2 separate regions of the Homo sapiens genome follow, and region 1 is linked to region 2. The links are chromatin loops, found by intact Hi-C in ENCODE. Cell type or tissue: chondrocyte. All regions are shown on one strand. Region 1 overlaps LOC105371279 (a long non-coding RNA gene). Region 2 overlaps FTO (FTO alpha-ketoglutarate dependent dioxygenase).

Evidence for each region. A loop is a pair of places that touch in the nucleus more often than their neighbours do. Peaks named below come from ENCODE experiments on the same cell type or tissue, not always from the same donor. Only the 100,000 strongest peaks of a DNase experiment are listed, where the experiment ranks them.
Region 1: it touches region 2 in a loop (4-fold over the local background); 2 of 110 quality-filtered maps call a loop at or near these places.

What each region holds. Positions count from the first base shown.
Region 1 is chr16:55,366,012-55,368,511 of GRCh38, forward strand. LOC105371279 (a long non-coding RNA gene) reads right to left here. Exons shown (of 3, transcript XR_933600.3): 2 at 1,544-1,668; 3 at 692-1,107. Among named protein-coding and RNA genes, the nearest start is that of IRX6, 43 kb to the left of the region's middle. In chondrocyte, no CTCF peak of the experiment used is centred here; no DNase peak of the experiment used is centred here.
Region 2 is chr16:53,890,737-53,893,236 of GRCh38, forward strand. All of the region lies in intron 7 of FTO (FTO alpha-ketoglutarate dependent dioxygenase), which reads left to right. Among named protein-coding and RNA genes, the nearest start is that of FTO-IT1, 150 kb to the right of the region's middle. In chondrocyte, a CTCF peak has its summit at 1,532 (motif pointing right); no DNase peak of the experiment used is centred here.

The DNA.
Region 1 (2,500 bases), 1.5 Mb after region 2:
CACTGTGAGCACTTTGAGTAAAGTCAAATCCTTTAGTCTTTTTTCACTGTTCTTTTCATCCTCTGATTATCAAAGAGATATTCTCCACTGGTACTACCACAGCTTTAACACCTTTCTGATACAGAATAACCTCCCTTTTCATGAAGAATGAAAATGCCTAAGGTTCAGGGAGCCTTAGATAAGCAACCATTATTTCGATGGTTACTTCGTATTGGTGGTACTTGTTTCTTGACTGTTTGTTTCCTTTTATAAAAGTGATATAAACTTTCTTCTTAAAATACATTTATTTTATTTTTAAAAATTAAGTCTGCTTAAAAAAACAGGTAAATGATGGTACAAATAGTACTTAGACATGGCCAAAAATATCATAAAGGTGGTACTCAAATGAGTGATGTTGGGAAAATGCTGAGTTAATAAGTACTGAACTGATTAAAGCAGGAGTTCAGTTTACAAATGGAAATCAGAAATTATATGTACTGCGTTAAAGCATTCACTAATTCCAACCTGATACCAGTATTGATTGACTCTACTTCCTCACCCCTACACTTAGCCTAGATAACAGAGTGTAGTGAAATTATGGGTCTATAAGCATAAGGAACACTTCTAAAAAATCAGCATAATATTTTTCATTTCAACACCCAGGACACTGACAACCAGCCCCTTTCAATTGTCTGGAAAAAAAAAATAGAGATTTTGTGTTTTCTGATTTTATTGAAGCCGCCAGAAACCATCTGCACATATACCAGACATACAGGGTGACACTCATGACTCCAAATAGGCTGGCAAATTAGGCCAAGTGTATCTCTGTGTCTATAATTATCAATTGCAAATCCCAGAAAGATGTCTACAGAACTGAATCAGGAAGAAATGGGGTGCTCTCTCTCATCTCTCAGCGCAAACAAGCCTTGTTCAAGACCAATTAGCATGACTGGTGGTTCCTTCTTCCCGAAGGTTACACTTCCAGGCTGAGAGCATCTGCTGTACATCTCTTCATTTCTTTCCCATTTTGAGCAATTTGGTTCCTAAGCTCAGTTTCCTCGTGGCTTCCTGGAGCTCTGATGACAAACTGCCATACTTTGTTCCTGTCCTTTAAGGCCCTGAAGGGCACTAGAGAACACACAAAATTTGTTTCTAATTTTGCATCTGCCAAAACATTCCTATAACAATACAAGGCTATAAAAATAGGATGCAACATCCCTCTAATTCCACAAAATAAACAAATCCAAAAGGAAATTAAACACAGTCCTTGAAAATGCAGCATAAATATTTTTACACTCATTCCTCCTTTCCTTCGCTGGCGAAAACTTGTCCCTGAATTATGATTTCAGATTGTATATTTATCCTTTTATGTTTACAACAGATAATCATGACATAAGCCAATGAAAAGAAACACTAGGGCTTTCTTCTTCTTCTTGGTTTCATGTTTTGTAAAATGAATGTCCCTTGGGACAGTTTAAGAGAATGTGGAATCCAATTTCCTCACTGGTGTTAGGAGTTTTATTTTTAACTCAACTACTCAAAATAATAGACATTCTCTACGTACCCTTATCCACAGTTGGAGTACACCAGACATGAAGCAGAATTATCTTTCCATTTTCGTTTTTAGATAGTTCAGGGTAACTTAGAGTTCTGAATTCCTGAATGTTGGCCAAGGTGATGTCATTAAATCTATAATGAAAACAGTGTCACTGAGAGAATTAATTCATTATGGTGGAATTAAGTTAAATCCTTTATGATATGCTATTAAGCACCCACACTAACTTGCTTGCATCAACCTAAATGAAGCACATTCAAATGCAAAAAAGAAAAACAAGTTCCAATCTCAAACCTCATTGGATATTAGGTAACTTTCGAAGTTAAATTTAACTATTAAAAATATTTATAAATCTCATGGTATTTAAGACATCTTACATGTGTTGCAGTGGCCAAATACCTTGTGGTTTATGTAACATCTTTGCCTGAGGGAGTATAACTTACTGTATAAATCATTATTTTGTATTTTATAAATGTTTTTGCCTTATGACTCAGTTCCTGCAACAGCCAAATAGCACAAGAGCTGCCCAACATTTCATTAATCTTTAAAATATTATTACACTCAGTCCAGATATGATAAAAGTGTTGCCAGAGTTCGAAGTAACTTGATCAAGATTTTAAGGACATTTCTAATCCCCAAATTTACCATGTAATCAACAAATACTTATTTCATTAGGTCCTGGAGAGAGAAATAAACAAATAGGTTCTATTCCCTGTCCTCTAGAATTTTACAGTTCAGTCCGGAGCCATGACATATTCGTGTAAAAATCTATCCCCTTGAACCCATGCAGAAAAGGAAGAGCTATGTAACCATTAGCCATGTGCTTACAAGGGGCTATTTCTGCTTCTGACACCAAATTTCTGCTGAGTCCAGGGAAACTTCCCACTTCCTCTCTATATCCTGGCTCACCACATACTTATCTAGCATAATGACTGCCTTGAAGGGGATTGGGTTTCTTAGAGGAAA
Region 2 (2,500 bases):
AGTCAGTTCTGTTCCTAAACTAAGCCTGTTATGAGTACTCTCCATTTTTATGGGCTGCTTATATAAAGGCAGCTTCAATTTCAGGGCAACATTTTTTCCCCCTACTGTGTAATTCTGATTTTGTCCATTTACATATGAGTTAGAACCTCTTAACTTGATGAACCTTGGCTCTAAGACATCAGCTTGACTTTGAAGTTGTAATTTGACAACTCTGTGAATTAGAGTTGAAGAGCAAATAAGAAAGGAGCTCTTATTGATTTTTTTTTTTTTTTGAGACGGAGTCTTGCTCTGTTGCCCAGGCTGGAGTGCGATGGCGCGATCTCAGCTCACTGCAACCTCCGCCTCCCGAGTTCAAGTGATTCTCCTGCCTCAGCCTCCCTAGTAGCTGGGATAACAGGGGCCCGCCACCATGCCTGGCTAATTTTGGTATTTTTTAGTAGAGATGGGGTTTCACCATGTTGGCCAGGCTGGTCTCCAACTCCTGACCTCAGGTGATCCACCTGCCTCAGCCTCCCAGAGTGTTGGGATTACAGGCGTGAACCACCATGCCTAGCCCTTGATTTTGTTTTTTAAAAACCAAATTAAAAAAAAATTGTTTTTGTTCAAGAGCTTTTTTTTTTTTATTTTTTTTAAGTAAAATCTGGCCCAGCATGGTGGCTAATGCCTGTCTTCTCAGCACTTTGGGAAGCCAAGTTGGGAGGATTGCTTGATCCCAGGAGTTTGAGACTAGCCTGGGCAACATAGTGAGACTTTGTCTCTACTAAATTAAAAAAAATTATCCATGTGTGGTGGTGCATGTCTATGGTCTGAGCTACTTGGGAAGCTGAGGTGGGAGGATCATTGGAGCCCAGGAGTTCAAGGCTACAGTGAGCTGTGATCGCGTTACTGCACTCTAGCCTGGGTGACAGAGTGAGACCTTGTCTCACGTACACACACACAAATAAAAAATAAAATATTTGGTATTGTGAGCTTACAAGTGATATTCATTATGAATTCATTTAAGGAATTTAGTTATATCTATGTAAATTTGTGTATAAATAATTTGAAGGTGGTGGCACATGCGTTAAGAGGAAATATCTGTTATTTGTTTTGTCGCTCTTGTATAAAAAATACTAAAAGGAAAAGCAATTCTGCGAACTCTCTGGTGCTGGTTTCCCAGAAGTTGGCGTGTCATTTCTAAGTGTTCTGAGGGAGATCAGTGGCCTCAGTGTCTCTCCTCAGCGTGTCTTGGGATGATCTTTATCAGCAGAGTGAAGATTTAGGTCCAGATAAAAGGGATGTTTCTTCCAAATTAAATGTAAGCATTGCTTCAAGCCTTTTACAGTGACTTTTTACAAATTCATAGTGATTTCTTTTTTCTATTGGACAAGACAGAACAGAATAATTGTTGGATGAATCTACGGTTCTGTGGTTCTGTTCGTTTAGTACCATCTGGTATTTGTATACTCGGGTGGAATTGGCAGTGGCTGGTTAGATTTCTACTTGGTACCAGCCCACCTCATATTTTCTCAGTTGCAAGCAGTAGGGGGCAATGTTGAGCTACCAGATTGAGGCCCCAAGATGTTAGCCTTTCAGGAAAACGCATACAAAAATACCATTAACTGTCAAGAATTATCCCTGTTGCTTCAAGTTAGCTGTAATCTCCAAGATTCCATAGCACAGGATATCAGTTGTGGGTTAACAAATTCAACAGCAATTTAACATAAAAAGTACAGTGTTTGGTGCACATTTGGATTCTATAGCATTAGACTAATCCAAATGGAATTTCTGAGTGTCCTCACTTTGCTTCCAGGGACTATCTTACTCAAAATTATTATCATTTTAGACAAATGATTCTTTTTTATCTTTATACTTTTTTTTGAATTGTAAAATCGTGCGTGTTGTGGAAGGATTTCTTTAAATCAATGCATTTTGTCTGTTCTGCAAAATAACATCGATCTCTTTTGCTGAGAAAATAAAAAACCTCAGGGAATATGTGCATTACTTTTCCCCTTTTGCTTATGAGTAAAGCAACCTTTATCGGCCCTCGTACCAGGGAAGAGACTTGCGCTGTGATTTCTGTCTTTGTGCTCTTTTTTCACTTTGTGGCTGCAAGGTGTAGTCTCAGGAAGGATATAGAAGAATGGAAAATGAGCTTTGAAATCGCTTTTCTTCCATTAATGGTAATTGCTTCACATGTCATAACCAGTCACATATTTCAAAAAGTTTAGTCAGCTGTCTCTAAAACTCCCCCATCCTCCACTTCCCATTTCCTGTCCCAGAAAACACCATTTTTATCACACTGTTTATTCTTGCCATTTTTTCTCCCAGCGGATAGTTTTACTCCATCCATGCTCTTGTGATGTAAATGTTAAACCTTATATTTGAATGACATTCTGATAAAATATCACATTTTCCCTGAATATTACCTCATGAATTTATGAGCCATTAAGCCCAAAGCAACATAACCCTTTCTTATAACCCAGGAATTTAGTCTGGCCTTTCCCCTCCTCTTTGCTCC